Linked DNA regions of Homo sapiens: region 1 is linked to region 2. Evidence: chromatin loops called from intact Hi-C (ENCODE). Cell type or tissue: left ventricle myocardium inferior. All regions are shown on one strand. Each heading gives the region's core, and the rest is flanking DNA. Links, peaks and the distances in the headings are about the cores only.

The links. Hi-C counts contacts between places; a loop is a spot of excess contacts. Peaks named below come from ENCODE experiments on the same cell type or tissue, not always from the same donor. Only the 100,000 strongest peaks of a DNase experiment are listed, where the experiment ranks them.
Region 1: it touches region 2 in a loop (2.4-fold over the local background); 8 of 110 quality-filtered maps call a loop at or near these places.

What each region holds. Positions count from the first base shown.
Region 1 is chr10:24,107,948-24,123,056 of GRCh38, reverse strand. It overlaps a transcript of KIAA1217 not described here. Among named protein-coding and RNA genes, the nearest start is that of KIAA1217, 94 kb to the left of the region's middle. In left ventricle myocardium inferior, for the core only: no CTCF peak of the experiment used is centred there; no DNase peak of the experiment used is centred there; H3K27ac peaks cover 2,492 bases.
Region 2 is chr10:24,188,964-24,204,072 of GRCh38, reverse strand. It overlaps a transcript of KIAA1217 not described here. Among named protein-coding and RNA genes, the nearest start is that of KIAA1217, 13 kb to the left of the region's middle. RefSeq lists an enhancer at 1,066-1,831. In left ventricle myocardium inferior, for the core only: CTCF peaks have their summits at 7,218 and 7,440 (motif pointing right); a DNase peak (open chromatin) is centred at 7,432; H3K27ac peaks cover 1,657 bases.

The DNA of each region.
Region 1 (15,109 bases), core at 6,026-10,025, 82 kb after region 2:
GAAAGGAAGGGGGAGAGAAAAGAATTGTACTTTCACTGTATTTATAATGGGCTCTATTTTATTCTACAAGTTTTCTGAACTAATATATGCAAAATAACATATTTTTGGTGGTGGGTTTGCAGATGACTATTATACTATTTTATATTATGTTTTATATTATTTTTATATTAAAATATTTAAAAGTCAAAAGAGCAATGAAATCGGCATGACCATGGGGGCATAGCTTCATTATTTTTTAATTATTGTAAATAAATAGTACTTTTAAAACATAAAAACTAAAAAGTAAACAAAAAAAGCATTATATTTGGAGGCCAGAGGCTAGAATTCTCATTCTAGCTCTGCAGCTGATTAGTGAAGTTTCATAAATCATTTTGTTATGCTGGCTTTGGTTTTCTTATTCATAAAGAGGAGTCAGATAAGATGATCCCAAATCCATTCTAGTTTCAATGTGTGTAAATCTAAAATTGTGAGAGGATAGTATTTCTGAATTTGGTTTTTCTGTCTCATTGGATACCATCTTCAAGCATATAATCACCTGGTAGCAGTACATTTGTTCTCCAATATAATCATGGACTATTCTGATATGTTGAATATTTGAACATATCGTCACAGCACTATTCACAGTAGCAAGGACATGGAATCAACCTAGATGCCCATTAATGGTGGACTGGATAAAGAAAATGTGGTACATATACACCCGGGAATACTACACAGCCATAAAAAAGAATGAAAGCATGTCCTTTGCAGCAACATGGATGCAGCTGGAGGCCATTATCCTAAGTGAATTAATACAGAAACAGAAAACCAAATATTACATGTTCTCACTTGTAAGCAGGAGCTAAATCTTGGGTACACATGGACATAAAGACAGGAAAAAGAGACACTAAGGACTCCAAAAGGGTGGGGGGAAGGGCTGAAAACTTCCTATTGGGTACTATGTTCACACCTGGGTGATGGGATCAATAGAAGCTTAAACCTCAGTATCACATAATACACCTATGTAACAAACATGCACATGTACCCTCTCAATCTAAAATAAAAATTGAAATTAAAAAATAATTTTAAAAATTGAACACAAAGCATCAAGATAACCACACGTTATGTAGTTATATGTATGTCTGTATCTAACACACCCACCCCCATACCCGTTAGTGATGCCCCAAGAGATATTCAGTAAATAATCATTGAGTATGTAATAAAGGTGGCAAATTAACCTAAAAATGCCCCCATAACCAAGGTTAGAAACAATAGAAAAACAAAGAAAATGTTAGTAACCCCCAGTGACTTCCCTTCCCATATTTACAAACTTATTTCTTTATCCACTTGTTCATTGATTATTTAACATGCCTTTTGTTGAAAAAGGCATTTTGCTGAAAAATCATCTACAAATCAGCTAACCTCTATTTGTCGTATACTAATAAAATTTTCATGACAGTAGATGTTATAGTAAATTTTACTTAAAACATGTTTCATGAGAGCAAAAAATTTGACATCTCCCTCCTCATTTCTGACAATTTGAAAGACTTCATTCTGTCTTCTAAGTGTCTTATTTGCTCCCAGTGACAATCTAGTTCAACACAAACAACTAAAACACATTTGTTCACTAACATGCGATTTTCTCCCAAGAATGTCCATGCTTTAAGCTACAAGGGCTTAATCATTCCCATAACCCTGCAGAAACTGAAGCCCAGAAAAGCATGACATGGGTGAAGTTAGACTTTACATAGAGGTTAACACAGAGGAGAGACAACTGAAATCAATTACCAACACATGTAGCAAAAACTCACTGCTGAAGTCTCAATGTCTGTTTCCACTTTACCCCCACCCTAGGCTGCTACCTATGCTAGGCTACCTGTTTTCTCCTAGAAATACTATCCATGAATGAAGGTAATAGAGAAGGGAGCCTGGACAACCCACAGCCTTGGAAGCTAGACAGCTGAATGAAAGAAACAACAACAGCAAACAAAAAGAATACAGGATGCCAGTGGACAGGATCATTCTTGGATCTTTTTCCTCCCCTGTCCATTGAAATACGTGAATGAGCTGCCTCTATTACCTGCATTACACAGGTAAAGTAAGGAGGATTTAATGTGATAAGTGTCACAGAATATTTAGTATCACACCTAGCAAAGGATGTCAGTCAATACTTGCTAGATGTCATCAACATCTTCCTCATCATCATCTCCTTGTACCACAGGATGTGGCAGTTCAGATATGACTGGAATATAGGTTCATAAAAAAGCCACTCAATGCAAACCATTCTCTTTACAAATGACAGCTGCCCCAGGGTTGCAGAGATGACTTGATGCCTTTTGAAATTCAGCAATACAATTTCCATTGGGGGAAAAGAAGTCATAAGGCACATTCTCATTTAGCAGGTGGAAAACAGGCCAGTTAAAGAAGGCAAAGTCTACTGAGCATTTTCTTAACTGGTTAAGGAGGAATGTGCGAGGTAGGAAAACTCCTAGTCTTCATGGCTCCCTTTTGTAAAGGTGGCGTGCCAAGATCACCATAGTTGATGGGAGCTAGCCAGCACTCATAAAAGAGGCTATAGGGGCAACATTATGCCCCATAGCAAGAAGCACGAATTCTTAAGCATAGCTACACCAGAAAGCAAGTAATCCCACTGAAAGCAACCACTGTTCTGTATGGCAAGAACCAGACTCTCATTTTATTTCATTTTTCACTGTTCTCAGATTCCCCTCCCCGTCTCCCAAGGGTGGGTTCATGGCCATCCAAGATTATACCATTGTCACAAATGCTCTCAAAAGTGGGACTCTGATTCCCATTGTTCACAGTGGGACTTTACCCTTGGACTACATCTAGTTACTACACAACATGTAGGGGAAATTTAAAGGACATCTATAGGTCTGAAATAATACACTCTCCTAAGTGAAAATAACAGATGGCCTGGCAGATAATGATCTTTAACTGAAGGGCTAACCAGTAACAAGGCCGGTTCTGGGAGCACTTGGCTATGGCAACAGATGACGCATAGGAATCATGTTTCTTGGAGGTCGAGGCAGACAGTATCTAAAGAATAGGGAAAGCTGGAGGAAGAATGCAGCACCCTACTTCCACGGAAGTGGGTTTCACCCATTGTCTTTCTCCTGCAGACATGCTGGTCCGTAGAGAGCCTTGGTACAGGTGATGGCTTTTGTGACTTAGGGGACCTGGGATGTGTAGGAAGCACAGATCATTTTAATGTTCCTTCTTGCCCAGACATTGGCCAGACAGCACATTGAAGCAGCCATCTCTTCCCCAAAATAACTGCTGGGAGAGGTAGCATGACCCCTCCAATAGCAAACTTTAAGGATTTACAGCTACTATATAAGGACGAGAGGGTAGAGGGATGGGTGGTAGATGTTAGGAGCCCCTAAGGGAACAGGACATTCTGGGCCCTTCTAGATAACCTCTCTGATTACCTGTATATCCTTTAACCACATACAGCTAGATCAGCCTCACAGCTCTGGATTCCTGGAGTTCTGAGGAGGCTTCAAGACACACACAGCTGTAGCTCAGCCTAATAGTGCAACCCAAGATATTAGCAGTTTGACGTATTTTTATGTTTCAACATCCTTTTGCTATAGAGTTGTTTTTTTTAAAAATTTTTACACATTTGCAATATGATTTCATGGCAATTTCAAAAGGGGTTCACAAGAGTTATTGTTTTAGCTAAGTTTACTCTCTAGATTTACAGATCTTTCAGCAAATGTACCTAAATATTCCAGAGAAGTCGACAAAAGTTGAAATAAATTGGTTTGCTTGCTAGGGCAACAATGCTCTTTTCAGAAGAGACTTTTGCTTGCTCATTTTCCAAGTTAAAATATCGTTTATATTATTGGAGGAAATGAGGCAAAAGATATTCACATGACATGTTAATGAAATCAAATGAGTCTTGACATAAAAACATAAACATTACTATAAATATTGCCTGCTACCTGCTAGTACTGAACAGTGTTCACAGCAGAAAACTCAGTATCTCATCTTGTAAGTAATTTATGAGTTGGCAAATCATTTTACTCATATTTATAGTACAACTGATAACTTCATTGAGATTATAATATGCAAAAAAGGCTGACTAGGGGGTTAGGAAGGAAGAAAAGAGAAAAAAAAACAAAGACAAAGTACTTACTTTGAGTGATATTTTAAAAGTAATCCTGAATTTCAAATTAGGCTTTTTTGCTCAAAAAGAAAGACTGATCTAGTTCTACTCCCTGGGTCCTCAGGGTATGCTTCATTACTCAACAGGACAAATCTTTGAGAAATCTTCCTTTTATATTTATTTCTTCAAATGTCCATGCTTTACTAGAAATAGTAAAAAACAAAGCTGCCTTTAAAAAAAAAAAAGCAAATCCAGGATGTAAGTAACAAAAGAAAAATAAATCCTCTCCAAAGCTAGACTCTAATTCAGAGTGTAACTGTCTCCGCTATCTCTGTTTGAAGGCGTCCTCTTGTATTCCTTGTGACATTTCTCTTCACTCAGCCCGGTGCTGTTTTACAGCAACGTGAGGATGTCTGAAGAGAAATGAACTCATTCTCTGAAGTCCCTTGTAGTAAAGGAAAACAGATGGAGGATTTCCTGCTGAGGACTCCCTACCGAGGCACAAATTCGAGGGGGTGTGGAATTGACTTGTTAAGGCGCTCGGTTTTCTAGGCTCAGCAGAATCAGCTCAGCAATGAGCCCATATATGCTGTCTCTGCGCTACAGAGAACTCTGTCATCCTGCAATAACTCCACCGAAAGCAAGTGGCGGAGGCGGCTCAACAACATTATAGGGCCCTGTTTGTCATCACCCCTATTGCAACCACATCTTACCTCAGGACCAGAGAAATGCACGTAAGGACGTTTTGCTAGATTCAGTCTTCTTTCCCATGACTTTCGTTTCTTTTTTTTTTTTTTTTTAACCGTTATTTGAGGCTCAGGGGTACATGTGCAGGTTTGTTATAGAGGTAAATTCACGTCAGGGTTTGGTACACAGATGATTTGGTCACCCCGGGTACTAAGCAAAGTACTTGATAGTTATTTTTCCTTCCTCTCGTTTCTCCCACCCTCCTCCCCTTTCTTGGCTTTTCACATTCATTTCCCAGGTTTCTTATCTGATATAAGCAGTTTCCAGTTCCATGCATTTTGTGAGTGCATTCCTAAAGATTAATTTAAAATGTTATCAGCATTTTCTTTCTCCTACCACCCCTTTTCCGTATGAAAGTACACTTTTCAGCGAAGCACATTTCAAAATATGTGATGAAGATACTGCTTTGCTCAGGAACATTAAATTACACATATGAAGAAAGCAGGACTCTGCATAAGCTGCTTACGACTGCAGAGCCCTGACCACAGATTGAGACTTTTTAACTTTAAAACAAAAACAAAACCAGAAATAGTGAATAGCCCAAAACTCACTTTTTTAATTTTTATTTTTGAGACAGGATCTCACTCCGTTGCCCAGGCTGGAGTGCAGTGGCATGATTTCAGCTCACTGCAGCCTCAACCTCCTGGGCTCAAGTGATCTTCCCACCTCACCTCAACCTCCCAAGTAGCTGGGACTACAGGCACACTCACCACACCCAGCTAATTTTTGTAGAGATGGGGCATCACCATGTTGCCAAGGCTGGTCTCGACCTCCTGGGCTCAAGCAATCCTCCCACACTGACTCTCCAAAGTGCTGGGATTACAGGCATGAGCCACCATGCTCAGCCCCAAAACTCACCTTTAAAAGCACTATTAGGGCCCAGCACAGTGCTGTAATCCCAGCACTTTGGGAGGCCAAGGCGGGCGGATCACCTGAGGTCAGGAGATCGAGACCAGCCTGACCAACATGTGGAAACCCTGTCTCTACTAAAAATACAAAATTAGCCGGGCATGGTGGTACATGCCTGTAATCCCAGCTACTAGGGAGGCTGAGGCAGGAGAATTGCTCGAACCTGGGAGGTGGAGGTTGCGGTGAGCCGAGATTGAGCCACTGCACTCCAGCCTGGGCAACAAGAGCAAAACTCCATCCCCCCCCACCCAAAAAAAAAACACTATTTGGAGTTATTTCCTTCCTTATCACCAAGAATAAGGATACTCCTGCCCATCAGAGCCCTATTAATCTAACAAAGCAGTAACCGTGTATTAATTTCAGTTATCCTAACAGTTCACTCTAACTCCCTAACTATCTTTCATATTACAAATGTGTGTTAAACATCCTTCTAGAAATAAGTACCACACAGTCTTTCTTTCCGTGTGTCTTGGTGCAAGAGTTAATTTTTGTGGAGTAAAAGTTTCCATAAGCACAGGAAAATGACTATGAAAAATTAAGAGAGGTAAGGAGGGTTATTAGGAAGAAGATGTGTAAATTGTGTGTGCGGAGCTATGGCTGATCCATGAGTGGTGAGGACAAAAAAAACTTTTATAGACTCAATAAAAAATTTAAAAATCATCTAGAAGGCTGTTCTACATCAGGGATCCACAAACTATGGCCCATGGGCCAAATTAGGCCCATTGCCTATATTTGTAAATAAAGTTTTATTGGAACACATAAAAATTGAGAAATTCCTCTGTAAAGGAACAGATAGCAAATATTTTAGGCTTTGCAGGCCATGCAGTCTCTGTTGCCATATTGTCTACAGCTGTTTTCCTGCCACAACGGCAGAGTTGCACGCTTACGACAGAGACTGCATGGTCTGCAGAGCCCAAAATATTTGCCATCTGTCCCTTTACAGAGAAAGTTTTCAGACTCCTCCTCTGTATGATAGAGGGTCACCAGATAACTCCTGAATATTTTGGCCTTTTTTTTCTGAGCTGTGCAGTCAGAGGTGTATCACCATAATTGTATTCATAGATAATTCTCATCACTCAATGTCCTACCACTACTCATGGGGCAAGTGTGACAACGGGGCTTCTTGGAGGCCTGGGGTGGGGGTAGAACCCCCAAGATCCCAGGGGGCAAGATGGATCAGGTGATGTAAGAGTGTTGCAGTATGACACAATCAGAGAAAGAATCCAGACACTGTCAACGAGGGAAGTCAGAGAAGCAGGGCTGAGAGTGAGGATTGGGAAGCACAATGAAGCCACAAGGGGAGGGCAAAATAACAAAGATTAGTTACAAGTGAGTAAATGGAGTATGACATGGGCTGAAGCAAGCTGGTCGGACTGAGACCATCAGCAAAAATAAGAATGAAGCCACCTTCTTTCTAGTGCCCCCATGGAAAGATGACTGTACTCTGATTTGTTCCCTGGGTTGTTCCGGTTTTAAAACTGAAGGCCCCGTATCCAGGAACCTCCCCAGTTCCAAGGAATCCAGATGGTTGGCCATCCTACCTGGTGGCGCCATGCAAAAGCATGAAAGTCAAGCCTTCCCAGTGCTTAGCATCTTCCATCCTTAGAGAACTTAAACAAGGAGCAGGAAGCTGCTCTTAGAGCTACTGGGAGCACTGGGGGCCACTGCAGAAAGACAGAGGTCTCTGCTCTCAGTGAGTAAGTGATCTCACTGTGAGCAGGAAGATCACTCACTGGGAACAGGAAGAGAACAGCCTCAAAATAACCTGTAAACAAGTGTGAGATCATGTGTATTACTGGACAGTTTTTGGCCTGGCCTTTTTACCCCAATGCCAGCCCACATTTTTTTTCCCAGAATAGCTGACCTGTATGGTTTGATGACTGCCAGTTGCCTTGAACTCTCTGCTTTAATTTTCCTAAACTCCATAGCTATCCCAAATAATGCTTCATTTTTAGGTTCAATTTCTTTCATCTAAATAATGAATGCAAACCTGACTTTCCATGAATGTAGCTATTTTTAAAAAATGTACCAATCTGTCAGTAACAGCTCCTCAACAAATATTTCTTGAGCTCCTGCTATACGCAGGTGCTGTGCTGAGTTTGGGGTAAAGCACTGAGCCAGGTAGGCAAGGCCTCTGGTCTCATGGACAGGAAAGAGAAACACACAAATGTATACACAGGCTAACTTCAGATTGTGATAAGTGGGGATAAATAAGCAAAGCAATATGATGTAGAAAAACTGGGCTGAGGTGGGGATTTTATCTTAGGATTAGAGAGAACCTTCCTGAAAAGGTAGCATTTTAGCCACATGCCGGAAGCTGAGAAGGAACCAGTTGAGCAGTGAGCTAGGAAAGCTCAAAATCAAAGACAGAGATAGGATGGAACTTGTTATGCTCCAAAAAGCAGAGAGGACACTGATGTGGCGTAGTTAGCAAGTGGGGAAGCATCAGAGATAGGCAGACACCAGATGGTGCGAGGCTCTTGTCAGGATTGATGAGGAGGTCTGGCTTTTTTCCAAGGGCAAGGCAAAACTATGGAAATAATCTAAGCAGGGGAATGTGTGTGAACTGATTTGTGTTTTTCAAAGGATTTCTCCAGATGTGCTGTTGAGAATGGATTGAAGGGAAGAAAGATGGGACTGAGTGAGAATGTTCACTTGTTAATTTCTCGTGTCTGTTCACTTGAGGGAAATCAAAGGGCAGGGACCTTGTCTTCCTGGGTCAGCACTGTATTCTGATCTTCTAACACACACCTGGTGCAGAGAAGATACACACATGATTCTGCCAGCTGTCTGTTGAGTGCTGTGTATAGAAAGCACTTAGCTGGCTGCAACAGGGGGGGTCTGTAAGTGAGAAGAGAACCAATTGCTCTGCAAAAAATTATCACTTGGGTGGATACAGTAGATAGACTCAGTCAGCATTTTTTTTTTGGAATTGTTTCTTTTATTATTATTATTATTATACTTTAAGTTTTAGGGTACATGTGCACAATGTGCAGGTTAGTTACCTATGTATACATGTGCCATGCTGGTGTGCTGCATCCATCAGTCAGCATTTTTGCAGCTCCTTCTGGAGTGTTTCCTTCACCGCAGAGCCTGGACAGCTAACAAGGACGTTCCTCAGACTCCCTTGCAGCCAGGGCCCTGCCTCCCAGTCTTCCAGAGTCTCAAAGTCTTAAACTCTCTGCTGACTCAAGTGAGGAAGAGTTATAGTACAGGATGCATCCATGTTGATCCCTTTTGCCGATGTAGATTATCAGGCCACCATGGCTCTGAAGCCAACAGCTGGGGCCAGCTTTATGGGAGGTGACCAGAGCAGTCACACAGGACTCCCATGATTAGAAGGGCCCCATGCTTGGCTTAATGCTCTGTTGCTGCTGTCTTGGGTCTTAATAATTGTGAACATGGGGGTCTGCATTTTCATTTTGCACTGGCCACATGAATATGTAGCTGGTTCTGCTAACGGTTCTGCTATCAGCTTTTTCATTCTGAAGAGAGCGAAGCAATGTGTTCCCAAAAGCCGGGAGGCATGGCAGGGGCTTCCAGTTCCCTGGATAATGCATCAGGTGGTGAGATACAAGAGTGGACATCTGGGACAGCAGCTTCCTGGTCCTCGTCTTCCCGGTCTTGACAGAGGGCACAGTTCCCCAGGAGCCAGCTCTGCTCAGTGGTGTCATTTTAGGAAGCCACTTTTGGAATCCCAGCCTAGATCCTGATCTTCTAGCCTTTCCAGTGATTTTGCGAGCAAAATTCCTTTTCTGTTTAAAATAGAGTGGATGCTGTCATCTTCTACAATACTCATCCCTAATTAAAGACACTCTTGCAGGAACAAACTGGCTTCCTTAAAAAGCTTTTCTACTGCTTTGTCATCAGATTTGGTGTTGTTGAGGTGGCAGAATTTAGTAGCACTTTTGAGATTGCATGTTCTGGACATGCTCCTTGTTAAGTAAAGAGCCTGAGCTGTTGCTTACCAGGAATGGACTTGGGCACATTAGTTATAACCTTAAATTGTGAAGATGCTTTTCTAAAAATAGGTATTATTTTTAGAAAATAGCTATTATTTCCCACTGGTGGACCTAGATGTCTACAGTCTCCATTGAATGCCTGTGTGACCGGTAGAATATGATCAAGCTGTATGTCCGGGTCTAGGGGTTATCCCTGGCTACTGTAACACGTTGTCACAAACTGAGTGGCTTAAAGCAATAAGAATTTACTCTCTCACCCTGGAATCAGGGTGTGTCATGGTAGGTTCCTCCTGGAGGCTGGAGAGAGAATCTGTTCTGTGCTCCTCTCTTGCTTCTGGGGGTTACCAGCAGGCCTTGGTTTCTCACTCCAATCCCTGCCTCCTCTATTTTCACATGGCATTCTCCTGTGTCTCTGTGTGGCCCTTCTTCTTATAAGAACACCAGTCATGGCCAGGCGTGGTGGCTCACGCCTGTAATCCCAGCACTGTGGGAGGCTGAGGCGGGAGGATCATGAGGTCAGGAGATCGAGACCGTCCTGGCTAACACGGTGAAACCCCGTCTCTACTAAAAAAACAAAAAAAATTGGCCGGGCATGGGGGCGAGCGCCTGTAGTCCCAGCTACTTGGGAGGCTGAGGCAGGAGAATGGCGTGAACCCAGGAGGTGGAGCTTGCAGTGAGCCGAGATTGTGCCACCACACTCCAGCCTGGGCGACAGAGCGAGACTCTGTCTCAAAAAAAAATAAAATAAAATAAAAAAAAGAGCACTAGTCATTGGAGTTAGGGCCAACCCTAATTTAGTATGATCTCATTTTAACCAATTTACATCTGCAAGGCTCAATTTCCAAATAAGGTCACATTCTGAAGTCCTGGGTGGACATAAATTTTTCAGAACACTATTCAGTCCACGACACCAGGCTATATACTTGAGCCTATGGAATAAAACAAAGCCATCCTGTTCGCACAGAAATAAAACATCTTGGCCTCATGACCATCTGTTCCTGGGTGGTTGAACCAACTGGCTACAGATGTGTGAAGTTAGAAAGACTTAGAGGTAGCCTTAATTTTGTGGAAGAAAGTAAAGCTAGTTGCATTTTCTTTTGTCTTTAAATATGCCCTACTATTCAGGATACCTCAACATATGTAGTGACGTTTTACTTTCTTCCAATGCTTTTGTTGGCAGAAAATCTTAAAATTACAGGAAAATGTCTGTAATTAACTCAAATCAAGCATCTTGATGGGGTGCAGTGGCTCACGCCTCTAATCTCAGTACTTTGGGAGTCCAAGGCAGGAGGATCGTGTGAGCCCAGGAGTCTAAAACCAGCCCGGGCAACATAGTGAGACCCTGTCTCTACAAAAAAACAAAAACAAAACAAACAACAACAACAACAACAAAAACAAATTAGCTGAGTATGGTGGTGTGTGCCTGTGGTGCCAGCTACATGAGAGGCTGAAGAAGGAGGATCTTTTAAGTCCAGGAGGTCGAGGCTGCAGTGAACTGTGTTCACACCACTGCATTCCAGCCTGAATGACAGCCAAGACCCTGTCGCAAAAAAACAAAACTCAAAAAAACTAAGCCATCTAAAAATACAAACCCCTTCATCTGAAATTTTTGCTGCAAAAATACACCCCTCTGATTTTTTTTTCTGCCTGCAGACATTTCCACAGAACCATCAGCAACGGACAAGCGTTTATGCAGAGGAGAAAAAGGTCAGTGAAGTTGCTCAAATGAATGTGGCTTCACTTATCCACAGTGAGGACTTTTTATATTTCACAAATCAAAAAACATTTTAAGCTATTTTAGATAGTTTTTTCTAGTTCAATGAGATCTAATTCCTTAAAGCTGAATAAGCAAGGATTTTTTTTTCCCCCAAAATGAATACCTAAAATGACACTACAAAATATAGCCTTAAGGACGGAGATATCTTTTTTTACGGGCACAGAAGAGAATATTGCGTTATTCAACTAGACAAAAAGCCATTCCATCAGAATTCTTTTATCATGTTTCAGTGTACATATCTTGCCATGGGAGAATTACCTTTATTAGGCAGAATTGAAACTATTTATTCCCTTTTTATTCCATTAATTAAACTGTAACACAATCAGTTGGGTTATCCATAGCCAACCTTTGGAAGATTAATACAGGATATTATTCTTTTGCTCATATTTGGCTTCTGCATGGTAATGAGACAGCAATAAAGTTTATGTTCCCATAATGTATAAGAATTGTATTTTGTACCAAATAGCTAACATCAAATATAACTACTGGTATAAACAAACCACACAATACAATCATTCTTGGCGTACATTAATGTGTCACTGAAAATATTAATACAATGCCCTCTGTAGCTAAAATCTGAATATTTAAGTTATAAGAATGCATAAAGAAAAAAATTACTAAAAATATGTCGTAACTGAAAAAAATAACTTAAAAATAGATTTTGGTGGTTGGCTATCAAATTATCTCAGTTTTAATATGCACTTTGAGGAAACTAAAACCTGCTCTGCTCTAACCTGAGTATTTTTTCTCCATATAACTTAAAATCCAAATTTACAATGCAGAAACATTTACTGGCATAATGAGCACTTAAAACTTATGCCGTTTTGCCATTGGGCAATATTTCACATTTATTAATGAGTTATTTCTCACAGGGCTGTTCAACAAAGGTTTCTAATCCATTTGTTTTAGGTAGAGAAATTAAGACAAATACATTTTGAGTTTTTTTTTTTTTTTTTAAGGCCCACAGAAGGAATCAAGGCCAGGAAGACAGGAAAGAAATTACTGGGCAGGATTTTGCATAAATGTGCCTTAATCTGAATACATTTTTCTTCTGTAGCCACATAACTGCAACATTTCATTTCACCACTCAAGGGATGCCAAATACTTTAAATTTGTATGTTTTTGTTGTTTAATCATAACAATCATTAATAGTGCATATAATAGTACACACAGCCTCCTTTGAAAAATGAATCTGCATTTTTTTACTATTTTTGGCTCCCCACGAGCACTGAATAAAGTGACAGAATAGACTAATTTTAATAATACTTCTCTCATATGGATAAGAGAGAACTCTGAAGATCTGTGCTGATACTTTGCTATAATTGATACAAATGTACAACTAGTTTGTCTTCGGACGAAGACAGAGATGAACTAATTTACCAACATGGAAAGTGAATTAGGAACCACCATTTTCTTATACAAACTCAAGTAATTAAGACTGTCTCAAAGTCCATTCTCATCTATAGTTATACCAGAGCCACTTTGCACTTGATAGGTTTGTAAACAATTATTAACCAAAAACAACATCAGCTACGCATAGTGGCGTGCCTGTAGTCCCAACTACTTGGGAGGCTGAGTTGGGAGAAACCCTTGCACCCAGCAGGTCAAGGCTGCAGTGAGCAGTGATCGTGCCACTGCACTCTTGCCTGGGCAACAGAGCGAGACGTTGTCTCAAACAACAACAAACAAACCATGACATCAATAACAATCTAATAGAATTTTTATTTCCGTTTTGATCGATTCCAAATCCATCTCAAACCAAATCCTTTATGACTGTCATGTTGACAGCTACTGAATTCTTCCTATATTTTTTATATCCCCCAAACATTGACTTCTTATTCCTCGTTCTTTTTACATTTATTCCTGGACTTATCTTTCCTTTCACCATTCTTCCTTTCACTTTCAAGCACTTTTTTCCTCTTTTTTAACACTCTTCAATTTCCCTTGAATGTCCATCTGGATTTCTGTTGATTTCAGATCCCCATGAACTTACTTCCTACCCCACCCTCCAGTTTCCATCTGTTCATTTTTCCCCTGGTTTTCTCCAGTGCAGTTAATCCACATAGAGAATTATTGACAGAAGATAGGAGCCGTACAAAGATCATAAATCTATAGCTCAATGTAAACGTTGCTCAGTAATCTATCTTGCAAACATGTTAATCAAAAAAAAAAGAGACCACAGTTCAACCAAAAAGTTAATAAATTCAATTAACTATATAAAACAAGATAGTTATCCCAATTTAAAAAAAGGCAACTGGGAACACAGACAAAAGAGTTAGCGTCTTTCCATCTGTGACATTAAATAATGTAAGCACCCCTAGTGGCATCGTTTGTTTGTTTTGTTGTTACTCATGGTGTTGATCCATCTCTCTGATCATTAGTGAAAGGAGTGACAAATAAAGTGAAATTCAAATATACCCAGTCTTGGCCAGGCACGGTAGCTCATGCCTGTAATACCAACACTTTGGGAGCCTGAGGCGTTGGATCACTTGAGGTCAGGAGTTCAAGAGCAGCCTGGCCAACATGGGGAAACCCCGTCTCTACTAAAAATACAAAAAACAGCTGGGTGTGGTGCCACATGCCTGTAATCCCAGCTACTTGGGAGGCTGAGGCAGAAGAATCGCTTGATCCTGGGAGGCGGAGGTTGCAGTGAGCCGATATTGAGCCATTGCACTCCAGCCTGGGCAACAGAGTGAAACATAGTCTCGAAACAAAACAAAACAAAACAAAGTTTTGAGAACATGTTGATTCCTCTTGTCTCCCCAATCATTCATTATTTATTATGTTGCCTAGATTCCCATCTACTTTCCAATTGAGGGGCCATATTTAGATCTTGGCATGATTGAATAGACTTATCAAGTATCATTCTGTGACATGACAATAATAGCTGCTTCTTGAAAGTTCAGATATATTACATCGATTGCATTCTCCTCATCCATTAATTTTATCATTCCATAAAAAAGCCATTGAGTTAGTAAAAGATGACTCCTGATCCTCATTTTTCTAATCTTTAGTTGACTTCAAGGTTTCTTTTCTCTTGCTATTCATTTAACTATTATACAAAGGACTCAAGCCACACTTTCTGGGCAGTAAATTCCAAGATATATTTTGTGAATATGTTTTAAAACTGCAAGTACCACATTTAAAAATTTTCCCTCCAGCCCTTATTTACTATACAACCTCAAAAGTCTTTTCAATCTTAAGAAACCCCCAATCATTGAATTCTAGTTAATAACATGGTCACCAGGCATTCTTATCTGTTTTTGCTACCGAAATATTTTTGGCTGTGAAGTAATCCTAGAGTTTCTGCCTCTGCCTCAGTGGAGGTTAGCATTTTTCTGAAGATGTGTGATTTCTTTCCATTATAAACAATTCCTATGGTTACACAGTCACTCACACCTAGTATATAAAATAAAATAGCCTTCCTTAGGATGAGAAGTCAAATCTAACAAGTGCAGGCTTCTGGAACCTTCTTGGCTACTTCTTCCCTCTTCCTTGCTTTGACCTCTGATGCTTGTTGTGTGCCTGTAGACTCTTCAGATGAACCCCCAGACCTACCTTTACCTGGACAACCCCATCCTGCCACCTACAATGTCACAGAGTAATGTG
Region 2 (15,109 bases), core at 5,004-9,003:
TTTAAGCATATTTGCTTTCTTTTTAAGAGAACCCATTGATGTTGGTTTTTATTATGGTTTCTTTTATCTATTTTAAGTTGGAAGATAGATGCTGGGCAGCAAAGACCCCGTGTGCACAGCACTGTGGCCAGAGCTGGCATCTGTGCAGCATACCGTCTTGAAAGCCCCGCTCAGCTCTGCCCTCTGGTCACTGCAGACAAAGTCTGGATTCCAGGTGGCAACTTATAAGTGAAAAGTGTAACATGTATCTGCTCACCCCTTTTATCCCAGAGGGAGCAAAACCATGGCATATTTCCCAGAGTTCCTGAAGGGCCAGGGTGGAATCCACGAGAATATGAGAGCTTCTACAGATACAAGCACCTGGGTTGCTACCTTGCTTTACCCACAGTGCCTCATTATCAACCCTTTCAATAGAGTATTTGGGGGAAAGAGACTCTCCTGGCTTATTTTCTGCCCTTGAGCTTCTCCTCTGCCATTTCTCAAAGCTGCAGTGACCTGTGGAGGTGGGGGTTGGGGGGTAGGGGGAGCAAGAAGGAAGGGGAACCAATCAAGTTGCCAAAACTAGGATCATGGAGTACACTTCTCCCTGTTTCCCCCACCAACATCCCCCAACTTTGCTGCTGAACAAACTGACTCCTGGAGCATTCTCGAACGTGTGGCTCTCATCTCTCCCATCTTTCTCGTCTCCAGGGTCCTGTTCAGCCTTTGCTCTGTTATACTTGATGAATACCTTAGGATCTTTTATCCTCTTTTTTCACTACTGAAGTCCAAGGCAATTGTCCAAGGCGACCCCTCAATCATCAATATTATTTTTATTATTTTGCTAGATGGAAATGAAGAATAAAAGGGGAGGTATCTCTCTTCTTCTTCTTTCTTTTTTTTTTTTTTGACAAGTTTTTACTCCACCACCCAGGCTAGATTGCAGTGGTATGATCACAGCTCACTGCTTCAACTTCTTGGGCTCAATCAATCCTCTACCCTCAGCCTCCCAAGTAGCTGGGACTACAGGCACACTCCACCATGCCTGGCTAATTTTATATTTTTTTGTAGACATTAGGTCTCACTATGTTGCTCAGGCTGGTCTTGAACTCCTGGGCTCAAACAATCCTCCAGCCCTGGCCTCACAAAGTGTTGAGATTACTGTCATGAGCCACTGCCCCTGGCCCGGTATACCTATTTTCTAAAATTCCTCTTCTTTCAACTATAGAATTGGGTCTGGTATTATTTGGGGGGCATTGCTGTAAGAGCCCTAAGGCATCATGCAGTTCGGCCATAGATATTTATCAAAGTCTCCCTGCAGCTGGGCGCCTGCTCTAGTCACTGAGACCTCTAGTCTGTAAGCTAAGACTGTGATGCCAGGGACCTCCCTGGGGGGCAGGGCTTCCAGGAGGATGAGGCCAAAGATGGAAACCACCCTCAGAGCAGAGGAGACGTGGAGCTGCTAGGATAGGGGAAAGCGCCTGTGAGGGGAGCTTGGGAGCAAGGGTGCAACCAGAGCACAGCCTTTGGGCAACGGTGCTCATGAAGGCTTGGGGGCCGTGGTGCAGCCCAGGGTGGAGGGTGGAGGCTCCGAGAACAGGGCCCTGCAGGTCACCCTGATGCAGGAGAAGGAGAAGCCTGTGACTGGTGTCTTGGAGTCCTGGCAGGGATTGCCTGTGCCCAGGGAGTTTCCTGACCGCTCTCTCCCCTGAGCTTTGCTCTCCTCTCCCCCTACCTTTGGAATTCAGAGCTCCTCACCTTCCCTCCCAGGGCCAGCGAAACAAGTGAATTGCCCTGATCACTTTGATCACCTCTACTGGCTTCTCTGCCAAATAAACACTGAAATTGACTTTGTTTCAACAACGCAGCTAGTTTTATTTTGTTTTTGTTCCACTTTTTCATCAGTTCTCAGCCTCCGGTTGAGTGATGGCCATAGGCTTTAAGAGAAACAGAGACACAGATGTTACAGAATGAAAGGCGCAGTGCAAATACATTCACCTTTCCATGTCACCCCCGGGAGGCTGACAGTCCTGCAGCCACACCTGGAGCTGAGGGGGTCACCCAGCACCCGGGGCTGGGCCGCCTGCCTGCGTGCAGCCTGCACTCCCTCGGGGGTCTCAGAACACCAGGAAGAATTGGGAATGGGGTGCTGGATAGGAGGATCAGGGGTGATCAGGAGGTTGGGGGCGCTCGAGAGGGGTGTCCAGAGACTCAAAGGGCTCACTGTAGCCCCTGCTTTGCCCTGAGCCATGCCTCCAACTTCTTCAAGTGCCTCACCCTCGAGTTTATAGAATTCTTGAAAGCCAGTCACGTGCTTCAGAAGTTAAGTATTTTTACAGTGATTTTATTTTTCTCTCCCCACCTCAGTCCACAGAATTGAAGGTGGGGCGGAAGCAGAGGCGGGGTAGGGCAGGGTGGGGACTTCTGTTCCTTGCAGATGGAAAAACAGTTTTAATACAGAAGGACTAATTTCTGGAGCCAAGTGGGTAGAGGGGGTGCTGGCATGCAGGAGGTAGAGGAAGCCCTCCAGGATTTACAAAGTATTGATGGCTAAGCTTCTCTGCCCTAAGCCGAAGTGCATTTTGTGTTTCTCCCCAGGGCTGCTAGAGCTTAACATTCTTCATTTCCCAGATGACATCGTTTTGCTTTGTAAACACTCCCTTTTGCAAAATTTACAATCTCTGAACTGGACAATATTGAGTGGGATAAAATATTTAATGACTGGTTGGGCCAGGGTTTCCATAACACTATATTAGGAGCCTAATTTGTGTAACGCTTGAGTTCATAAAAGTAAAAAAGGTGCAACGAATTTTTTTGTTTTTTGAGATGGAGTTTTGCTCTGTCACCCAAGCTGGAGCACAGTCTTGGGAACTTGGCTCACTGCAACCTCCGCCTCCTGGGTTCAAGCAATTCTCCTGCCTCATCCTCCGTGGTAGCTGGGATTACAGGTGCGTGCCGCCACGTCTGGCTAATTTTTGTATTTTTGGTAGAGACAGGGTTTCACCATGTTGGCCAGACTGGTCTCGAACGCCTGACCTCAGGTGATCTACCCACCTCAGCCCCCTAAAGTGCCAGAATTACAGGTGTGAGCCATGGCACCCAGCTGCTGCAATGATTTTTAAAATTGTTTCTGCTTGCCCCCTACTGCCACCTCTCATCTGCACATACCTTCACCCAACATGTTCAGCAGCAGCACTGATACAAACTGGTGTGGAAAATGGACTACAGGACCTGATGATATTCCCAGGCTCACTCTGCTCACAGGCCCCTTCTGAGAAAGGCAGCTGGGGATGCTTCCTTTCATCACCCCCAAGCTTGACTGGTGCAATCAGTAGGCTCAGCTGGAAGAGCTCAGATGCTCCCCGGGTTGGACAAGGGACAAAGAGATCCAGTCAGATTTCCCCTCTTCTCCTTTACAGAATTCGAATATGAAATATATAGCGAAGGGATACAGGTGGCGTCACCAAACATCCCAGTTCACCTATGACTTTGGGTGTGGCCTGGTGCTGAAACTGGAAAAGTCCCAGGAAAACTGGGTTGAGTTGGTCACCCCAGATGCAGGCAGTATGGCAGGCGAAAGCTGAGGTGCACAAAGACAGCAAGCATAGCCAGGTGGTGCAGTGGCACAGTGGCTCAGTGGCATGGTGGCTTGGTGACTCTTGTCTGTAGTCTTAGCTACATGGGAGGCTGAGGTGGGAGGATCACTTCAGCCCAGAAGTTTGAGGCCAGCCCAGGCAACACAGCGAGACCTCATCTTTACAAAAATATTTTCAGAAAATTAGCCGGAAGCCCGGGAGTTTGAGAGTGCAGTGAGCTGATAGCTCCACTGCACTCTAGCCTAGGAAACAGCGAGGCCCCATCTCTTAAAAAAAAAAAAAAATTAAAAAATAATGAAAAAAGTGACAGCAACCAAAAGCCATGAGGCAACACAAACCAAAGAAAGAGAGAAAAGGAGAAAGAGAGAGATCAGCAGAGCAGACCGCGTAGCAGCAGGAGGTAGAGAAGGAAGCAGGAGTGGAGACATTGAAGCCTGGGCAGGGGTGCATGGGGGGGAAGGACAGTGTACTGTGGGTTTCCCAGAGTTTCTGTCAGCCTGATGCCACTACTGCTGTATCCTAAATGTTATCCTAAAATATGTATATAAATATATAAATAAAAATATATAAAATGTCTCCTAAATGCTGCTCAGGAGGCTTGGGAAAGCCATTTCCTGTTTTTCCTTACTTCCAAATATAAATAATAACCCAAGGTTCTTAGGTTATTAGTATGTCTATTTCTTGTCACCTGAGCCAGTCATAATCTATGAAAATCAGGACATTCACGTGGTCAGTTTACAGAATCACTTATGAAATAAAATAAATAATAAACACAGTTTGATTCATCTTTAAAAACAGACACATACACACACAGCTTTGTCTTATCTTTTCAAAGGTTTCAATTCCATAGTTAAAAATTGCCATTGGTTGCACATAAAACAGTCAACTGTAGGCTGAATTTGGGGAAAGAATAAAACCTGAAGAAAAGGAAACAGTGAAAATTACTTTGTTTCCCAAACTTCAACAATTTCTCTTCGGCTATAGTTTGAATGTCTGTCCCCGCCACAGCTCATGTTGAAACTTAATCACTAATGTGTGGCAATGTGGAAAGGTGGGGTCTTTAAGAGGTAATTGGGTCAAATTCTTACCATTTATATTAGTATTAACTTTATACTGACTTGCTTAAAATATTAAGCTTCCTCTCATCTATATTATTGTTAGATTCTGGGTTTGATAAAACAGTTGCATATTTTCTTACATCCTGTATAGTAAATATATAACTATTAAAATGTAAAATGTTTTGTTTATTTAATTCTTTTCTATTTTGAGAAAGGGTCTTTCTCTGTCACCCAGGCTGGGGTGCAGTGGTGCAATCACAGCTCACTGCAGCCCCAAACTCCTCCAAACTCCTGGGCTCAAGTGGTCCTCCCAACTCAGCCTCCTGAGTATCTGGGACTACAGGTGCACACCACCATGTCTGGCTAATTTTCTACAAATTTTTTATAGAAATGGGTTCTCACTATATTGCCCAAACTGGTCTTGAATTCCTTGCCTCACCTGGTCTTTCCACCTCAGCCTCCCATAGTGCTGGGATTGCAGGCGTGAGCCACCACACCTGGCTTGTTCATGTAATACTGAACATTGCCTCCTAAGGCCTAGTAGTTCGGAGAGTACTGCTTTAGGCCAAAGATGATCAATTCATCCATCTCGTTACTCACTCACACCTTCAGTTTTTCAAAAAACTATTAAGCCCCAGTTTGCCAGTGGTGGAGGCCAAGGATGTTGACATTGATCAGAGAAGCCGTAGATTTTTGAACATTTGTCGCACTTTCTTTGCTTATATGTGAGCCTCTTTCATGAGATTTATGAGGTCACCAAGGAGTAAGACTAGCTTTATTGTCTCTGAATCCCCATTTCCTACCACAGCCCGAGGCACACACAGATCCTGAGTAAATGCTTTTTTTTTTTTTTTTTCGAGATAAGAGCAGTGGCACGATCTTGGCTCACTGCAACCTCTGCCTCTCGGGTTCAAGCAATTCTCCTGCTTCAGCCATCCAAATAGCTGGGATTATAGGCCTGCACCACCACGCCTGGCTAATTTTTGTATTTTTAGTACAGATGGAGTTTTGCCGTGTTGGCCAGGCTGGTCTCAAACTCCTGACCTCAGGTGATCCACCCGCCTCAGCCTCCCAGAATGCTGGGATTACAGGCATGAGCCACCACGCCCACCCAGTATCCCAAACATTTCCATTTTATGTTGAGGTCAGAATCCGATTAATGAAATCCTGAACACCAAAGAGAATTAGCTGAAGAATTCTCTGTAGCTGAGAAGTGGGGAAGAGAAGGGCAGTAAGCTTCTGGAATCGGACAGAAATATTACCCACTGATAATGGGACTCTTTAAAACAACACAGACTCATAACATGTTTTGAATAATGGCATTCGGTCACATCAGGGTTACCTGGTTTACCAAGGAGAAAACTCATAAGCAACACAGCACAGAGGTGGATGCATATGTTTGGATATTCACTCAATAGGCTCACAGACCAATTCAGAGCACCTGCAAAACCCCAGGAGGGATGTGATAGGAAAGATGATGGAATGATGGTGGATGTGGCAGGACAACTATCCGTCCCATGCATTCCGCGCACCAGGACAGGTGTCAGGTCCATGCATTTCATGCACAAAAAGCTTGAACTGTGTCCTGCAAGCACCATGGAGTCATGAACAAGACAATAGCAGACTAAGGACATGATCAGATTTGTGTTTGAGATAAATCTGTGTGGAGAATGGATTTGAGAGAAGCAGGAAAAGAGATTACAATAAAGTTTCTGTTACAGTAATTCAGGAAAAAATATGTGAGATTTGAAACTAAGGGAATTATAAAGATAAAAAGAAGGCAAAGCTTTGAGAAATACTCAGGAAGTAAAATTGGCAGGATGTAGAAATTAAATTGCACATAGGGTAGTGGAAGTTGGGAGATGCTCCAGACTGCTGAACAAACTCAGGTTATGTTTCAACATTCCGCCTCAGTTCTTTTCCCTGATTGACTTTGGTCAGTGCTACCACAAATAGGCCCAACCCAACTATTTCCAAAACAAGTTCACTGCTCTAATAGGTTTCTGTTGGTACATTCTTTCAATGTCAGCAAGTCAGCATTGCACGTTCTAGAAACAGGGATGAAAATTCAACATTCTGCCAACACCATCTTTTTTCCATAAGTCAGAAATGGCTCCAGGCACATCACATGGCATTAATTTTGTACCATATGCAACTCTGATTGATTACTGGGTGCCGAATTATAAATAGTTGTCAAGAAGTCTAATGACCATTTATCAAAAAAGATGCTGAAACCGTGTATATATGAGTTATAAAGAAAGGATGTGGCAGGGATATTAGTTTAACTAAAAGGTCATTGGTTATATAGATCCCCTCACAGTTCTCAAATTTCTGCCTGTGCCTAGCTGTGTGTTCAGTTTGCTTTGGGTACAATTTCTAGAACTCTGTGCAAACTCTTTCGTTTAACTCCATATCGTAGTGAAGGATGTGAAGTGTAATGATGCTTAGCACCTGGCACGGTGCCTGGCATATAGTAGGCACTCCAGAAATATTTGTTGGGTAAATGAGTGTAAATAAAGGCAACCAACTCTAGGCAGATTCAATCCCCAGGGTGTGAAGCCAGATTTTCCCCTATTAGCCCAGGAGCCCCATAAAACAGCTGGAGGCTACAGGGGAGCAGCGCAGCATCTGCACCTCGGCCCTGTCTCTACGCACCGCTCAGACTGGTTTTGGGGCTTAGATATGCCTGGACCTTCACCTTCCTATGTATTTTATTATTACTTCACTTACTGCAGAGTTAGTGCAATGGAGAAGTCCAAGGGGACGCAACTGTCACCAGCAGGAACGCAAACCCCTGTTTAGGCATATGGCCACTAGGGGGCGAGAGAGTCAAAAGGCTGCATATGAACGTCAGCCTTGCCCTCTTCAAGGTGTAAACTTTTTCCTGAATTTCCAATGAAAGCATTCTTGGATTTCTTCTCCCTAATCATCCCCGATACTTGGTACAGCAAGAATCAGGAATCATAGTAATATTTTACCCCCAAGCAATTGTAAACATCCACTTTTGGCAATGCTTTTTGTTTTCTAATAAAAATGTAAACATGAAAACAGAAATCAGGAAAATTTCCCAAGATTGATTACTGTTTTGAGCTGCCTCCTGTGCAATTGCCTGGAAGCTGTGAGGCCCCAATGTGCTCCTTCCAGGCACTGTGACCAGAGACACTGCGCGTTGGGTGGGGTTGCCAGGGAAAACACAGGATGCCTAATTAATTCAAATCAGGTAACAATAAAGCCTTTAATGTAAGTATGCTCCAACTTGTGAGGGCAGTGTGTGTGTGTGTGTGTGTGTGTGTGTGTGTGTGTTTTGAGACAGGGTCTCACTCTGTCACCCCAGCTGGAGTGCAGTGGTGCAATCATACCTTGCTGCAGCCTTGAACTTCTGGGTTCAAGCAGTCCTCCTGCCTCAGCCTCCCACTAGCTGGAACTACAGGTGCACACCACCACACCTGGATAATTATGTAAAAAAAAATTTCTGTAGACATGGAATCTTGCTGTGCTGCCCAGAATAGTCTCAAACTGCTGGCCTCAAGCGATCCTCCTGCCTCAGCCTCCCACAGTGCTGGGATTACAGGCGTGAGCCACTGCGCCCAGCCAATACATATTTTTTCAATGACATAATCAGCAAAGCCCTAGTTCTTTGTAAAAACTAACAAAAACCAAAGCAAAACCTTTCCTAAGTTCCCTTTCTTAGCACATTTCACCTAAAAGATTTGCTCCTCAGTGGCTCTCCCCAGAGCCACTTCCTTTCCTGGCGGATTAAAAACAATTCTCATTCAGTATCTCGCTGTCATCAGATTTTCCCATATTCTGACTTTCCTGGGAGCATTTTCACATATTATCTTAGTGGCTCTGTTGCCCTCTGATTCCAACCTCCCTCTGTTCTTTTCTGGAGGTAGAAGTCCTGAAACAGAAACGCTTATCCCCAGTCCCAACAATTAATCCCCAAAGAACCTTCGAGACAGGGCAGGTTCATGGCTGCCTCGTCCACAAAAGCCCTGTTTTCTGGGTTCCTTGTCTTGGGCAACCTGCAGAGTCAGAGCCATCATTGAAGGATGATTTGGGCTTCAGCTGGAACAAGGAGAAATACTCCTGAGCCATCTCCTAATGGTTTTCTCGGTCAGGGTCTGGATTAAGAAGACATGGCATCTTGTAGCTGGAAATACAGGAAGCTTAATAAAAGGCACTGCAGAGTTTCCATGGGACTGGACAGGGTTTTGATCATACTTCCAGGGATGCTGCAGTCCAGGGACAGGGACTCTTACTTCTCCTAGGCCTGAAGGAGCAAGAGGAGAAAGCTCATTCCCCAGCCCAGAGAGAGAGTCAAGGGGAGGGTTGCCTGGAGGAATCTGCCTTCCCTGGAAGAATACAGCCCACCCAGGGTGGCCTGGCAGGGAGGGGACCAGGAGAGGAGGAAGACAGCCTCATTCTCCTCTTGGCCTCCAGCACTTGGAAGGAGCATGGAGGGATAAGACTGGGGACTTGTTATCCTCGTACAGAGAAGAACAGTCATATACAATAGAAATAAAGACACGGGCTGGACACTGTGGCTCATGCCTCTAATCCCAGTATTTTGGGAGGCCAAGGCTGGAGGATCACTTGAGGTCAGGAGTTTGAGAGACCAGCCTGACTAACATACTGAGACTCTTCTCTCTAAAAAAAAAAAAAAAAAAAAAAAAATTTAATTGGCTGGGTGTGACTATAGGTGGTGCATGCCTATAGTCCCAGCTACTGCAGAGGCTGAGGCAGGAGGATCGCTTGAGCCTGGCTGAGATGGGAAGATCATGGCTGCAATGAGCTGTGATCATGTCATTCCACTTCAGTCTGGTTGACAGAGCGAGACTGTCTCCAAAAACAACCCCCAAAACAAAGAAAAGAGGCTGCCTGTGCTAAGGACAAAGTGAGCTGTAGACACACCTGGTTTGGGAGTTCAGCAGAGTGAAAATAAAGGCCAGAGGTCAGGTGGAGTGGCAAGTGTCCGTAGTCCCAGTGACTTAGGAGGCTAAGGTGGGAGGATGGCTTGAGGCCAGGAGGTTGAGGTCTGCCTGGGCAACATAGCAAGGGGAAGGAAGGAAGGGATGAAGGAAGGGGAGTGGTGGGGTGGGGTAGGGGAGGGGAGGAGAGGGGAGAGGAGGGGAGGGGAGAGGAGGGGAGGGGAGAGGAGGGAAATGAAGGCCAAGATTGGTGGGAAAGGTTTCATAGGTTTGGTAATGTATTTATAGGCTCCTTGGAGATTATTTTTCATTTTTATTTTTTAAGATGGAGTCTCACTCTGTCACCCAGGCTGGAGTGCAGGGGTGTGATCTCAGCTCACTGCAACCTCTGCCTGCCGGGTTCAAGTGATTCTCATGCCTCAGCCTCCTGAGTAGCTGGGATTACAGGTGTGCGCCACCACATCTGGCTAAGTTTTGTATTTTTAGTAGAGATGGGGTTTCGCCATGTTGGCCAGGCTGGTCTCAAACTTCTGACCACAGGTGATCCATCCACCTAGACTTCCAAAGTGCTGGGGTTACAGGTGTGAACCACCGCACCTGGCCTATTTTAAATTATCTCCAAATGAAGAAACCAAAGTACATGAACATGCACGTGACTGCTTTGTGTGTGTGTGTGTGTGTGTGTGTGTGTGTGTGTGTGTGTGTGTAGAAAACGCTGCAGATGGAGTTCATACAAAAAAAAAAATCCTTGAGTACTGTGATCTGCTCTAACTGTCAAATGTTAAGAACTGAGCACTTTCCTCATTTACTGTTGACCCAGATGGAGTTATCTGGATTAGCGCAGTTCTGCATGGCGCAGCTCGTTTATTTCCTCAAGAAGAAACAATTTAAGCCATTGTTCATGTTCAGGTTAGATAGCAACAATTTAGAGAGTTCTCCCCCACAGATAAAGGAAGATAAGTATTATCTGACCTGACCATGGGGAAGATGAAGAAACATCTAACGCTGTGTTTATAGCTGAGCAGGACAGATCGCCAGAGATAGGACAGCAAAGACCCCATTGTCTACACAGGGCTACATTTGGATCAGGGAGGAACAGCTTCTGAAGCAGCTATTGAAATTGAACACTGGTATAACATCTTGTATCTGACTGTTGCTTCATAGCAAATTTTCTCTCCAGATAAGTCCGCAGGACTCCTATAAAATCAGAGTTATAAGATTTGTATCTTTACTGAGGGAACCTTAAGAAGCTAGAGCTTTTTAGCCATTAATAATGTAAGCTTAGGTTAGGTGTGGTGGCTCATGCCTGTTATCCCAGCACTTCAGGAGGGGGAGGCCGAGGTGGGAAGATCGCTCAAGCCCAGGAATTTAAGACTAGCCTGGGCAACATAGCAAGACCCCGTCTCTCAAAAAAATTTTTTTTAATTAACTGGGCATGGTGGCACATGCCCATAGTCCCAGTTACTCAGGAGGCTGAGATGGGAAGATTGCTTAAGCCCAGGAGTTTAAGACCAGCCTGTGCAACATAGCAAGACTCCATCTCTCCAAAAAGAAATTTAAAATTAACTGGGTGTGGTGGCACATGCCTGTAGTACCAGTTACTCAGGAGGCTGAGCAGGAAGATCGTTTGAGCCCAGGAGTCTGAGGCCACAGGGAGCTATGATTGCACTACCAGGCATTCCAGCTTGGGTGACAGAGTGAGATCCTGTCTCAAAAAGATAAATAAAGAAACACCAAATAACATAATCTTCCCAAGGTCTTGCTGTAAGCACCACCCCAGACATTGTAAATGTCACCTCTGGTCACACATGCAGAGTGAATTGGGTCCTGTGCATTTCTCCAAGCCCCTGAGGGACCTCAAGAGTCCTGGTGTGGGTGTGACCTCTAACTGAGGTTGGAGGGCCATCTCAGGGCCCCATGCCCTCTGTCCCAAATGTGCTTCTCTTAGAAGCCTGGGCTGTGAACAAATGGGATGTGATGAACTTAACCTTATGGGGATGACACTGGAAAACAAGGTCGCAATGATTGCTTTGATGGGGTCCAGAGCATACTACCCCCCAAATATGATACCTTGACATTGAGAAAACAGCAGAAGCAGGAAGGTTTCTTGCACCTTCCCCTTATCCTTTCCCCTTATCCTTTCCCACTGAAGCAGGTGGCAAGACCCTAATGTGAGAGATGCCCTCCCTATACCTGGAAGAAAGGAGCATCCTTGTCTCTGAAGACACAGGGACATAGAGAAGAATCTGAACAAAGAATCATCGCTGAGTCCCTAAGTTCATTACCATTAGATCACTTCCTTTTATCTTCTAATCATACTTCTGCGTGACTGTTCCGCTCTTCACCAGACGTATGCATAAACATACATACATTCACCTCTTTCTTTGGATCTTCCTTTCCAAAGGCTCTTGTGTTAACACCCAAAAGCTCTTGTGTCAACCCAAACTTACATTAAGTAAATCCGTGGTTGGGAGCAGTAGCTCACGCCTGTAATCCCAACACTTTGGGAGGCCAAGGAGGGGGATCACTTGAGGTCAGGGGTTCCAGACCAACACGGCAAAACTCTGTCTCTACTAAAAATACAAAAATTAGCCAGGTGTGGTGGTGCACACTTGTAGTCCCAGCTACTTGGGAGACTGAGGCATGAGAATTGCTTGAACCTGGGAGGTGGAGGTTGCAGTGAGTTGAGGTTGCGCCATTGCACTCCAGCCTGGGCAACAGAGCGAGACTCTGTCTCAAAAAATAAAAAGTAAATTTGTACACTTTTCTCTTGCTAATAAGTCCTTTGTTACACATGCCTCAACCATGAAGCTGGCAATGAAATCTGTTACCCACTACAGTTTCACTGCCTCCAGGCTTGATCCTATTCTGGGTTGCTTTTGCAAGAATTTTGTTTGTAAATTTTTAAATTTTTAATATTTGTGGGTACAGAATAGGTATATATATATATATATATTTGTGGGTACATGAGATGTGTTGATACAGGCATGCAGTGTGAAATAATCACATAATGGAGAAGGGGGGCACCATTTATCCTTTGTGTTACAAACAATGCATTTACACAAATGTACAATTAAGTTATTGTTGACTATAGTCACCCTATTGTACTATCAAATAGTATGTCTGATTTTTGCAGGTATTTCCAAACCTTATATAACTCTCCTGAATGGAGAACTTTCCTATTGTGCCTGTTAAATGTTTCTTATTCCTGACCAGATTAATAGTCAGGAATGCAGGTCTTTAAATCACATTAAATAGAGTAAAACTACATTATGAAAAAATTAGACAATGTGGTACAAGGTGACTGATCTTTTGTTTTTTATTTTTTTTGAGAGGAGTCTTACTCTATCACCCAGGATGAAGTGCAGCGCCACAGTCTCAGTTCACTGCAGCCACAACCTTCTGGGCTCAAGTCATCCTCCTACCTTAGCTTCCCATAGGTGTGCACCACCTTGCCCAGCTAATTTTTGTATTTTGTATACAGATGGGGTTGCACCATGTTGGCCAGGCTGGTCTTGAACTCCTGGGCTCAAATGATTCGCCAGCCTTGGCCTCCCAAAGTGCTGGGATTACAAGTGTGAGCCACCGAGCCCCGCCTCTGATCATTTTTTTTTAAGCATGACAAACCCATGTCCTGGTTATCCCTTTCCCTCCCTGGAATGATCTGCTCTTCAGAGCACTTAACTGATATGGATTATACATTTTCTTCTTATAGACTCTATCCATATGGTAGCTAATTGGAGAGCTCTGGCTGGCATTTCCTGGAGTAGGTGCCAAAGGATGGAAAGGTGTTAAGAAAATAACTGGTCAGCAGCCTGCCTTCCCTTAAACAGGATATCCTCCATGGCTCGTCCTAATTCTGGAACTCCTAGATAGCACTGGGTTCTCCCAGGAAATATGGGGGAATCTGTGGGTAGGAGAAACTTCTGGATTCCTTGTGTTTGTCAACCAGGGCAATCCTGCTGTGGGAAAGCCCTAACTTCTAAAGCCCACGGGAATTTAGGGCTGCTGACCATTCTACCATACGGTGAGCTCTGAGTCAAGGGAGGCTTGGGTTCAGCGCCTCACATAGAATAAGCTGTTTGGGGAAGTTCAGGCTTTCGAAGTAAGGATGAGAAATGGCTACCGCATGGGACCTGTAGGTAAAACCTCCTCCTGCTTTGCTGTTTTACTATTTCTGGGCATTGGGGTGCAAAACATGTTACCCCAAAATATGGTACCTTGCAGGTCACTAGCTTTGACTTTCCCCAGTCTTTCTGTTTAAGAGCCAGCCATAAAGGAATTCTCTGACCAACCTCCCCTGAAAATGGGCCATAAGATCCCTAAGTGACAGGTATCTTGCCTTATACCAAGGGGAAACGCCTGCCGCAAAGAGAGGTCAAGAAGAATCTGAACAAACAGGCCTTGCTAAGCTCCCCCTCAGTTTATTATCATTAGATCATACCCTTTGTATGTCCAATCATACTTTTTTTTTTTTTTTTTTAAATAGAGACAGAGTCTCACTCTGTCACCCAGGCTGGAGCACAGTGGTATGATCACAGCTCACTGCAGCCTTGAACTCCTTGGCTCAATCAATCTTCCTGCCACAGCCTCCTGAGTATCTGGGACTATAGGCATGCACCACTATACCCAGCTAATTTTTAAAATTTTCATTTTGTAGAGATGCGGTCTCACTAGGCTGCCCCGGCTGGTCTCAAACTCCCAGCCTCAAGCAATCCTCTCACCTTGGCCTCCCAAAGTCCTTGGGATTACAGGAGTGAGCCACTGCATTCAGCCTCCAATCATACTTGTACAAGACTGTCCATTCTTCATCAAACCAAACATAAAAACACGCAGTCTTCCCTAGGTCTTTGGATCTCCATTTCTGAAGGCTCCTGTGCCATGTAAAACTTACATTAAATCAATTTGTTTGCTTTTCTCTTGTTAATCTGTCTTTTGTTATAGGGTATCAGCCATGACCCTTGTGATGGGTGAGAAAAAGGTATTACTCTTTCTCCTCTGCATGGGTAAAAGTGTGTGCACATGTGTGTTTGGGGGGAAGATAAGGGATAGAAAAATATTTTAAATTATTGTATTAATTGTGGGAATTGTAGAGTTCTATACCAAGGCGACCAATCATTGTCTAGAATTGCTCCTCAGTTTCAGGGGCATATTTTCGAAGCATTTTTAGCCAAAATGATTTGGGGTCATCCTATGATCTCTGTGCTCCTTCGGCCAACCACTTAACAGTAGCAACAGCTATTTTGAATGAGTGTACACTTTATGTCAGGTTGCAGGTCAAGCGCTTTCAATGGTAGGATCATGTATTCCTCTCAACGACCTGATAAGGCTGGTACTATCATCATCCCCAGATTCCAGGTGAGGAATATGAAGCTTTCTTTTTCTTTTCTTTTTTTTTTTTTTGAGACAGAGTCTCGCTCTGTCACCCAGGCTGGAGTGCAGTGGCGTGATCTTGGCTCACTGCAAGCTCCATCTCCCGGGTTCACACCATTCTCCTGCCTCAGCTACCAGAGTAGCTGGGACTACAGGCACCTGCCACCACGCC